Linked DNA regions of Mus musculus: region 2 is linked to region 1. The links are chromatin loops, found by intact Hi-C in ENCODE. Cell type or tissue: left cerebral cortex. All regions are shown on one strand. Links, peaks and the distances in the headings refer to the core of each region. The heading gives the core; the rest is flanking DNA.

Region 1 (5,375 bases), core at 88-5,087:
AGTAGGGCATGAAAACCCATGGGCTCTACCTCACTTCCAAAGCGAATCCTGAAAGGCAGTGAGGGTAAATCATTTCATGTTCTCACTGTGGACATTACCAACTGCTATACAATACATAAAAAATGTGGATACCCTTACTCCTAAATCTAAGGTGTGTGTGGTTCCCTAACCTGTCTCCTGACCTTACTCTTCTCCAAACCTTTCCATCACCTTGAATTACTTTCTGTGGAGGCACTACATACTTGTCCTCCAAGTAATCTCTATTTCCTCTATCTAATCCAGCTACAAGTTCTGCCTCTCCCTCCTCTTGACCTTCTTTCTCAATCAGGTCCCTGTCCCCTCTTACCTAGCCCAACTTCTAAACATGTCTGTAAAGAAGCCAACTTAACCTTTTCCTCCAAATGTCTCCAGGCTTCTCTGTTCATGGTGACATCAGCCTTGACATTGGTTGCTGTGCACTATTGTCTCCTGTCAATCCTTCTTCTGGCATAAAGGTTTCTTTGATGCGTAATTGCATCCAGTCACTTTTGAATTCCACACTAACTTTCTTCTCCAGGCATGGGTGGAATGCCAACCATGTGCCAGGCACTGGGAACACAAAACAGAAGCAATTCCAACCTCAGCAGCTCTGTTTAACCACGTTCTACTTTTATCTCCACATTTATCCTCCCTAGTCCTCTTGGTCTGGCTTAACTGGCCCACTCAGGCCTGGAAGCTTCTTGGTGCCTTCCTTTTCTCTTATTCTGCCCATTTGTTGATCCTAGATAGCCTTCCCTGTTCCTCTTTGATTGAAATCTGCTCGAATAACAAATTCTCAGTAATCAATAATCATTCCATTCAGTATACTTTATATAAAAACAAACCTTCGTTTTTTATATTTTGTCTCATACATTGAGGCTTCTTCTCAAACCAAGTTGACTTTCTTTTTGAGACAGGGTTTCAGTGCAGCCCAGACTAGCCTTAAATCCCATAGATGGCAATATCTGCCCCTAACTTCTGAGTACTGGGGATTACAGGGACGAGAAACTATTTCTGGTTTATAGGGTACTGGGTATAAAAACTAAAATTTCATGTATGAGAGGCAAGGACTATACCACCTGAGCTAAATCCAAAATCTTGAAGAGGTCATTTCTCCCCAGTGATGGAGAATGGGAAGGTAGGTATACATTACTGAGCATGCAGTGAACATCCACTGTTGGTACTGGACATGTGTGGACATGGAAAGTCTACTACCATCCTCTTTCCTCCATTCTGTTTCAGCCATGTGTTTTCTTGTCTCCAGGCATACATTAAACTGCTTTGCCTTTCTTCTCAAGTTCTCTGTGGCCACTCATCTTTGCAGCACTCAAACACTAGGCAGGGTTGGCCATCGTTGTTCTTCCACATGTCCAAATTCCTTAAGTGTGTTTCAGTGTTTCCTTGTTTCTAAGCTTCTGTTCTGTGTCATATTAGCAGTTTTTCTAACTTGAAGGAACACAGTCACATCCTAACTGGTTTTATGCCTGCCAGTCAGCGCATCCTTTGCAAATGTGACTCCCTCTGTCAATGATCATAAGTCTGGAGTGGGCCCTCATAATATCTGAGGTTTCTTCCCAACAGACCTGCTACTCACTTCCTTCTACGTTTCCAAAAGTTCCATACCCCGTATGTTTTCCAGAGTTAATAGCTCCACCTACTCCACTCACCAAGTTCTTGAAGAGTCTTTCCCACTCATCTTTTACCTAGCTATTTCCACTAGGTCCTCCTGCCTCAACAACTCAGGGAACATTTTGGGGTCTCCTGGGCTTGAATAACAGTTCCTTTTCCTGTGCTTCCACATCACCTGGTGCATTACTGCTCACCAGCCAGGCTAAACCATCTAAACATAGTTCATATACACCATGGCCTCTCCAGAGCTGATCCTCTGGGCTGAAATACAACTTTGGGGAAGGGGACAAAAGGCTTACTTCCCTCTTGTTGGTCTTTCTCCATAGAACTACTGCCACCTAGGGGCAAAAGGCCGGCACTGCATCTCACTCACCATTCTGCATTTAACCAGCTTGAACACACTGAAGGTGATGGGAACACCAATCATTCTGGAGGAAGTGGAAAAGCCTTGGCATTTGGGGGCAGCTTCAAATGGTGTTTGTGCTCTGAGCTGGTCCACACAGCTTTCCAGGAAAAGAGCAGAAAGGTCAGAAAAGCGCATAGTGGGACATCCCAAACTAAGGGCTTCTGATTTTAATGTTTAGAACCATTTGAACAGCCCAGCATAATTTTTCTTTTCATGCCCCAAGACTTCTTTTAATCAGGAGAAACATAGATCTGCATCTTCGAAAAGTCAACTCCTGCTGGTGTGCAAAGGACGGAGAGAAGCGGTGTGAGAAGCCACTGCGTAAGCACAGGAATGGGTATGTTCTTCAGTCTCTCCCTTTCTACTGCTGCCCAGGGACCTATCCCTGAACACAGCCAAACTGAAGTTGTTTCCCTCAAACCAGCACTTCAACAGAAACATTTCCTATTTCTCTCAGCTTCTTCACACTCCTTGAAGTCACAGCATTAAGAAAATATTTTTAGATTTATGTGTGTTTTGTTTGTATGGGAACCACATGTATGCTTGATGTTCTGCAAAGTCAGAAGAGGGAATGGGATCCTTTGGAACTGGAGTTATGGATGGCTGTGAGCCATCATGTAGGTGCGAGGAACTGAACACAGGTCCTCTGCAAGAGTAACAAGTGCTCCTGTTCACTGAGCCGCCTCTCCAGCCTCACACCATTTTCAAAACCAGACCTCAACAGTTTTGCATACACCAGTATTCAATATGTTGGCGGTATCTAGGACTTGCTTTCAAACCCTGCATTGGCCACTACAGTGCAAGAGATTATCCTGTTTCACTTTCTTCTCTAAAATGGATACTGTAACATCTACCTTAGGGGCTGGGGACATGCCCGTGAAGTATGAACACATGGTCCATTGTTGAAAGATTCTGGTGATTATTTTAACTGCATATTCCATGTGTACTGGGGGTTTCCTCACATCTTTACATCTGCACAATACTTTCCCCATGCTATTTCACAGGCATTTCAATACGGCTTATTCAAGATCTTAGGTGCTTCACCCAGATCATCGGATAGGGCTGGAAGAACTTTTCCAGGAAGACTGCTTAAAGATTTCTCACCTCTCTGTGTATGTGTTTTGGTGGAGGGAAAAAAACGAGAGAAAGAACCCTAGCAACGCCTCAATGTGTTTTTGGTACTCACAACTGGAAGAAGTAGGAGGCAGAGATGCTAATACTCAGTAGGCAGAAGAAGCCAGGCATGCTATCCAACTTTCTGCAATGCATAGGGCAGCCAGGCCCTCCCAACCAACCATTATCTGACTCTAACTGCCTGTAACAAGGAGGTTAAGAAAGCTTTAACATCCGATCTTGCCTCTTCTAGAGCTCTGGCCAGCGGTGTCCCACATGGACACTTCCGATAATGGAAGCTCTGTCTAGTGCAAAAAAGTTCTCCACCTGCTCTCCACATAGTAGGCGTCAAACCCATTTTGGCATGCTTTAGCAGCAGAAGACAAGAGAAAGGGAAGATCCATCATCACTACCCATTGTTCAACAGCGTGCAATTGCCTTTTTAATATTTACACGTTATTTTACAAATGAAAACGTCCCTAAAACAGCTTTGTTAGAGATGGCGATCAAAGAAAAAATTTCCCCTTTCTCTTCTAGACTTCTACACACAGACGAAAGGTTTGCACACTTCTAAAAGGACCTCATGATTCGTCGCGGTGTGTCCAGAAAATCGTCCACAAAAGAAATCTATGGGATTTCCCGAGGGAGCAAGTCTGTGGGCCATGACCTCTGGCGCCCAAGGTCCTCGCTCCACTCTTCCACCCCCGGATCACCGGGCCTCCGAGATCAACTATCCGGGGCCCCCCAAGCCTCGGAGCCCGGCCCCCCAAAGCGCGTGCCCACGCTGTGTCCTTCTCCCGCCTCTCTCGCGGGAGCCCAGAGGAATCTGGCCCGGCGGAGGCTTGTCGCCAACCTGAATCAAACAGAGTCGGTTCCCATTCGCCCAGCCGCGGCCCACACGCGCGTCTCCATACCCAGGCCTACCGCGGCCTGGGGCCTTCGGCCGGTGCAGGCCCGGCGGACGCCCGTGGGGCTAGGCGAGCTCAGGCCCTAGCGCGGCCTACTCTTTCGGAAGTCGCCGAAGCCTCCGGCCTCACCTGAACACGGGCGGGAAGGCCCGGGACTCTGCTCCGGGGCGGGCGGCGCGGCGATAACGGCTCCGCACGGCCTCGGCAGCGGTGGCGGCGGCGGCGGCGGCGGCAGAGCGGTAGCGGTAGCGGTAGCGGCGACGGCGACGGCGACGGCGACGGCGACGGCGACGGCTGCGGCTCCTCCTCAGCGCGCACGACCCGCTCCCCGGCCCCGCGGCCCAGACACGCCCCCTGCTCAGCGCGCTCTGCTATTGGTCAGTGTCTTTGAAGAAGCGACGCTCATTGGTTGGCATGGCTGTCGCGGTACGCGGGTGCGCGCGGCGTAGGCGGGACTTCCTGTCGGCGTCGTCCGCGGTGGACCAAGGCGCCCAGTGGAGTCGCGAAGTGGCTGGCGATGGCCGCGGAGAGGGTGAGTTGGAGCCTGGCCCGCAGTGGACGCCGTCTGGACGTCGAGGCCAAAGAGTGGCGCTCTTTATAGAACGCACGTCGTGTGATCCTCACAATGCGGGCTGTGCAGCCGCTTACGTCCAGAGAAAGCAAGTTGGTCATCGGGAGCCCTCGCTAGGAGGACAGGATCCCCGATTCGAATCCCGGCCCGGACATTTCCGGTCTGCCTGCAGTTGAGCACCGGCTGACGTCACTGAGCCGGGCCTCAGTTTTGTTATCTGGTGAAGCGGGTTAAAGGATGTGGTCAGCATGGTCAGCCTCTGGGAATCTAAAGTTAAAATTTCTTGGTTTTAAGATTTTTCTTAGTGTGTATGCATGGGTGTTCAGCCTGCATGTATGTTAACCCTGTGCACCATATGCGTGTAGTGCAGATGGGAGTCAGAGAGAAGGTCGGATCCTCCGGGGGACTATTGTTAACTGCGTTTGGGAGCCGACTACTGAACCCATGTCTTCTGTAAAAGCAGCCAGTGATCTTAATTGCTGAGCCATCTTTCCAGCCCCACTTCCTTCGAAATTTAAAATGCCTACTATGTGCCAGGCAGTCGGGCAGTGACCAGAAAAACAACTGCCTGTGCCTTTTGGAGGCTGCTGTTCTGGACTAGTGCTATCAGAAACGTATATGCCACCCTGTTTGATTGAAAACTTCTCTATTGTCTCTACCTCTGTCCACCGTTTTTTAGCGTGTTTGTTTTCTTTTAGTCGGGATCTTCCTAAGTAGTCCTGGCTTGGAA
Region 2 (5,375 bases), core at 239-5,238, 180 kb before region 1:
CAACTTCTGGGTCTGTGAGCAGCCCTCGGCTCCCTGCCCTGGTTACTGAGGGTCTGTGCTCCCCTAGCCACACAGGCAACTTGGGGGCACTCTGCTCCCGTTCCAGCTGCCTTGTTCATCCCAGTGCCCCTGTTCTGAGACCTCTGAGATCCTGAGAGAGTCCCTGAGGCACCCTACCCTGCAGCGCTTCCCTCTTCCTCTGTGGGTGATTTCAGTTCCACAAATCCCCTCAGTAGAGTCACACCCGCTTGGGGCTGGGGTATAGCTCAATGATACACCCCAGTTTGCCTAGCATGGGTGGCTCTCTGAGTCCCATCCCCAGCACCCAAATAAAATAATAAACTATTAAGTGTATACATGGTTTGATGTGTTGTATTTAGTGGATTCTCTATTTCTGACTCTGTCTTCATTGGTAAAACTTTGGAATGTTTCATGTTAGCTAGTATATTAGTGTCTACAACATCTTTGGGTTGTGAGCAATTTGTTTTATGGTTTGTTTGAGTCTCACTATGTGTTCCTGGCAGGCCTTGAACTCACAGAGACCTGCCTGCTTCTGCCTCTTGAGTGCTGGAATTAAAGGCATGCAGCACTACACCTGGGTGAATATTTTTAAAAACACTGATTTGGTACCTGAACACCCACTGGGTGCATTCTCATTCACATTCATGTTTTCACATTCTCTCTCTTTGTCTGTCTGTCTCTCCCATCTCCACATGCCTCTATTTCTCTCTTCATTCATTAGTTCATTCATTCTTTTATTCACAGACCCCCAAGCATTTCTTCCAGGTTTCTGTACCTAGCATTCAAATAAAATGCCACAGTCATCATCTGGTGGTTCTAGAGCTTAGCACATCCTTTGCTCTCAAAACAAACTTCCATGGAACTAGTGGAGGAATGACCAGCCCTCTGGGCTCCCCAAGGCTACAAAGAGCCACCCAAACTTCAAGGTGCTTTCAGCCACAGGCTGCAGAAACCCAGACCATGCTTCCTGCCCCCCCCCTTTGTCTTGGCTCGACCTTCTGCCTGGTGTCATGTGCTTCTTCCACCTCCCCAATAGGTTCCATGTCCTCAAGGAGCAAGCCAGTGTCACCTGGTGCTCCCCTTACCGTGAGCCTGTTTCTCCTGGCACCTAAGGCCGGGCAAAGGATAAAGAGCCCCTCCCAGCATCTCTCCCTCAGGGACGCTGTCTCCAAGCCCACTGTCTCCCAGCCAGGAAGGCCCTTTTCCTGGTGATGCCAAAGGCTCAGCCTCCCCTAGTATCTGAAACCTAAGGAACCTCAGCTGGGGTCCCAATAGACTCCCCGTATCATCCCCACTACCAGGCCTGTGGCCTGTCACCAGAGATGCCCCCTCGTCCCCCTCCACCGATTTCCATTTCACTCCCAGCCCTCTCCTGCCCACCTTCTCCCCATGCCTGATCACCATCCCCATTCCCCTCTCCCACACACTCATAGGTCCCTCTCTCTATCCATCAAATAACTAGTTAGTTTCCCCTTCTGAGTGAGATCTGTGCACTCTCCCTTGGGACCTTCTTATTATGCAGTTGCTTTGGGTCTGTGGATTATAGCATGATTGTCCTGTACTTTATGGCTAATAGCAACTTATAAGTGTTCTTTCTTGCTCTGGGTTACCTCACTTGGGATGAAATTCTCAAGTTCCATCCATTTGCCTGCAAAATTCATGATGCCTTACTATATAGCTGAATACTATTGCATTGTGTAAATACACCACATTTTCTTTATCCATTCTTCAGGTGAGGGATTTCTAGGTTGTTTCCAGTTCCTGGCTATTATGAATAAAGCTACTGTGAACATAGTTGAGCAAATGTCCCTGTGGTGTAGTAGAACATCTTCTGGGTATATGCCCAGGAGTGATATAGCTGGATATAGAGACTAAAGTGGCCATCTCCTGTGCCAGACAGGACTTCCAGAGGAGGGAGGGGGTGTCAATCCACCCATAACACCTCCAGCTCAAAATGTGTCCTACACAAGTTGTGCAGGAGTAAAGATGGAGCACAGATTGAGGGAACAGCCAACCAATGACTGCCCCAACTTGAGACCCATCCCCTGTGAAAGAACCAACTACTGATACTTAATGATGCTCTGCTTGCAGACAGGACCCTAGCATAACTGTCTCCTGAGAGGCTTCATCCAGCAGTGGATGGCGGCACATGCAGAGGCCACAGCCAAGCATCAGGCAGAGCTTGGGAAGATGCAAGAGTGGAGGATAGATTTGAGCAAGCCTGACGAGTCAAGGACACTACAAGAGGAATTACAGAGTCAACTAACCTGGGACCATGGGGGCTCACAGAGACTGGACCAGGGAGCATGCAGGAGCTGGACCTAGATGCCCTACACACTGTAGCAAGTGTGCAGCTTGGTCTTCATGTAGGTCCCCTATCAAGCAAAACACAGGTTATCTTGGTCTCTGTTCCCTGCCATTGGATCCCCTTCACCCTACCTGGACTATCTGGCTAGGCCTAGTCCGACTGGGACTAGATGTCCCAGGGTGGGACAGTACCCAAGGGGGAGGGGCTCCCATTCTCTGAGGAGAAAGGGAGGGAAAAGTGGCAGGAGGGACTTGTTAGGATGGGACTTGGAGAAGAGGAAGGAGGGGGGCTGTGATCAGGATTTCAAGTGAATAAAAAATTATTGAAAAAGAGAGAGAAAGGAAGAAAAAGAAAGAGAGAAAGAAGGAAGGGAAGAAAATGAGAGAGAGAGAGAGAGAGAGAGAGAGAGAGAGAGAGAGAGAGAGAGAGAGAGAGAGAGAGAGAGAGAGAGAGAGAGAGAGAGAGAGAGAGAGAGAGAGAAAGCGAGCGCTCAGGGAGCTTTTAGACTCTTAGAGGGAAATTCCCCCTCAGTCCTCTGGGTGGCGCCAGACATCACGGAAAGCGTTGCTCTGTTTGCTTTTCTGCCTCTGCCTTCACGGTTACCTTGCTTCACTCGCTGACCTCAGGACCAAAGAGAGAGCCTGTCCCAGGGAAAATCAGCTCCTTGATCAGGAACCCTCTCTGCATTGCCTGATGATGTACCTCCCACCTCGCTGGCTACTGCTTCGTGTGGAGTTCAAAGAATTTAATTTTTTTTAGTATACAGAAGCCTACAGTTACAAAGCCTTGGATACAGCTTAGGAAAACTGCGACTTTAGAGTCCTTGAATATTTGAGGCAAACAGCGATTTTTAAAGAGACTTTGAAGTGTTAGAGAGGCCTTGAATTTTGAAAGAGACTTTGGATGTCTTAAAGAGACTGGAATTTTTTGTTTTCTTCTGTTTTTCAAGGCAAGGTAGCCATGACTGTCCTGAAACTCACTCTGAAGACTAAACTGGCCCCGAACTCAGTTATCCACCTGCCTCTTCCTCCTGAGTACTGGGATTAAAGGCGTAGGCCACCACCACTACCACCACCACCATCCAGGCAAGAGGCTGAATTTCCAAAGTGCTTGAATAGAAAGAAAGAAAGAGAGAGAGAGGGGGGGGGGGAGGGAGGGAGGGAGGGAGGGAGGGAGGGAGGAAGGAAGGAAGGAAGGAAGGAAGGAAGGAAGGAAGGAAGGAAGGAAGGAAGGAAGGAAGGAAGGAAGGAACCTGGGATTTTAAAAGTTGAACTATTTTGTGTTATGGCATTAATATTGACATGAGATCTTGAGGATAAACAAGAAAGATAATGTTATGGTTTAGCAATGACTCTGTTTATGTGACAATTTGACAAAGGTTCCATTGCCCTGATTGGTATTTTTATCAACTTGAACAAGCTAGGGTTATCTGAGAAGAAAGAACCCTGATTAGAAAATGTCTACATGGCTCCCTTTCTCTGAGGGGAAAGGAAGGATGTCTGGGGAGGAGATGAGAAAGAGAAGGACTGGGAGGAGAGGACGCAGGGGAAACTGTGATCAGGATATTAATTAACTAATTAATTAATGAATGAAAAAAAGAAAGAAAATCCCTCCACAAGACTGGCCTATAGGCAAGCCTGTAGGGTATTTTCTTACTCAGTGATTGGTGCTGCTGCTGGGAAGATGGGCCTGGAGTGTATAAGAAAGCAGACTGGGTAACCCAGGAGACAATGTTCTTCCATGGCTTCCGCTTCAGTTATGCCTTGAGTTCCTACCCTGACTTTCTTTGAGGAGAGACTGTGAGATAGATGTGTAGATGAAATAAACTTTCTTCCCTGAGTTGCTCTTGGCAGCGCTGTTTTATCACAGTGGTGGAGCCCTAAGACACCCGCCCACTGTGCTATCTTCCTCCGTGCTGTAGTCATCACCTGACAAAAGCAAAGGAAATGTTCATTGTGGTTCTTCACTTGAGGGTAAAACCCACTGCGGTGCCCAGAATGTCTGCTCACATTGCATTTGCACTTAGGAAGCAGGCAGAATTGAACACATTTTCTTGCGTTTTTTTAAATTCAGGATTAGAGTACAGCCCTTCAGATGGTGCCACCCACCTTAAGAATGGCCCTTCCTGGAACTGGAGAGATGGCTCAGCAGTTAAGAGCACTGACTGCTCTTCTGAAGGTTCTGAGTTCAAATCCCAGCAACCACATGATGGCTCATAACCATCTGTAATGAGATCTGGCGCCCTCTACTGGTGTCTAAAGACATCTATAGTGCACTTATATATAATAAATAAATAAATCTTTTTTTAAAAAATGGGCCTCCCCTGCAAAAAAAAAAAAAAAAAAAATTAAGCTTCTCTGAAATCACTCTCAGACACTCTGATGGCTATTCTTGATTGCCAACTTGACTGCATCGGGATGAACTCCAGAAATGGAGAGCACACTGTGAGAGTTTTGCTTGGTTTGAAGCGGGTAAATCCATTCCTAGTGTGAATCTTTTGAGGTTTTGATCACATGCCTTTCATATGTATCTTGAGACAGGAAGACACATCTTTAATCTGGGGCACATCTTCTGCTGGAAGCCTATGTAAGGACGTGGAAAGAAGCTTTTGCTCTTTGTCTGCTTGCTCCTTGCCTTGCTAGCAAGTCGTCACTGGCATTAAAACCTACTCCTTTGAGGTTCCAATGTCTACAAAAGACCAGCTGAGACATTCAGCCTTGTACACTAAGCAACTACTGGATTCTGAACTTTCTATTCATCGACAGCAATTGTTGGATTAGCTGGATCACACATAGCTATTAATATATAACAATTATATATATGTTAATATATATAGTTTCAGAGAGAGATTTATTCTATTGAGAACCCTGACTAGTAAATATAAAGACACTACCAGACTTGTCTTCTAGGTGATCACAAATTAAGTTGACAATGAAAATTAACCATCATATCAGCCAGGGTCCAAAAAGCCAGATGTGAGCATCCCAAACTATTTGTAGAAAATTCTGTGAGCACAACTAGAGGCTGATGAGTCCGCTCCGCAGGT

What was found. Peaks named below come from ENCODE experiments on the same cell type or tissue, not always from the same donor. Only the 100,000 strongest peaks of a DNase experiment are listed, where the experiment ranks them.
Region 2: a loop joins it to region 1, with 2.9 times the contacts of the local background. A loop is called at or near these places in 3 of 42 quality-filtered maps.

The regions. Positions count from the first base shown.
Region 1 is chr8:4,320,683-4,326,057 of GRCm38, forward strand. Elavl1 (ELAV (embryonic lethal, abnormal vision)-like 1 (Hu antigen R)) reads right to left here and starts at 4,418. Exons shown (of 6, transcript NM_010485.3): 1 at 4,204-4,418. It also overlaps a transcript of Ccl25 not described here. In left cerebral cortex, for the core only: a CTCF peak has its summit at 1,993 (motif pointing left); DNase peaks (open chromatin) are centred at 524, 1,994, 3,370, 4,154 and 1 more place; H3K4me3 peaks cover 2,553 bases; H3K27ac peaks cover 1,228 bases.
Region 2 is chr8:4,137,354-4,142,728 of GRCm38, forward strand. It overlaps Cd209g (CD209g antigen), which reads left to right. Exons shown (of 8, transcript NM_027343.3): 8 at 1-354. The coding sequence ends at 49. Among named protein-coding and RNA genes, the nearest start is that of Cd209g, 5.3 kb to the left of the region's middle. In left cerebral cortex, for the core only: CTCF peaks have their summits at 2,887 (motif pointing right) and 4,579 (motif pointing left); a DNase peak (open chromatin) is centred at 2,888.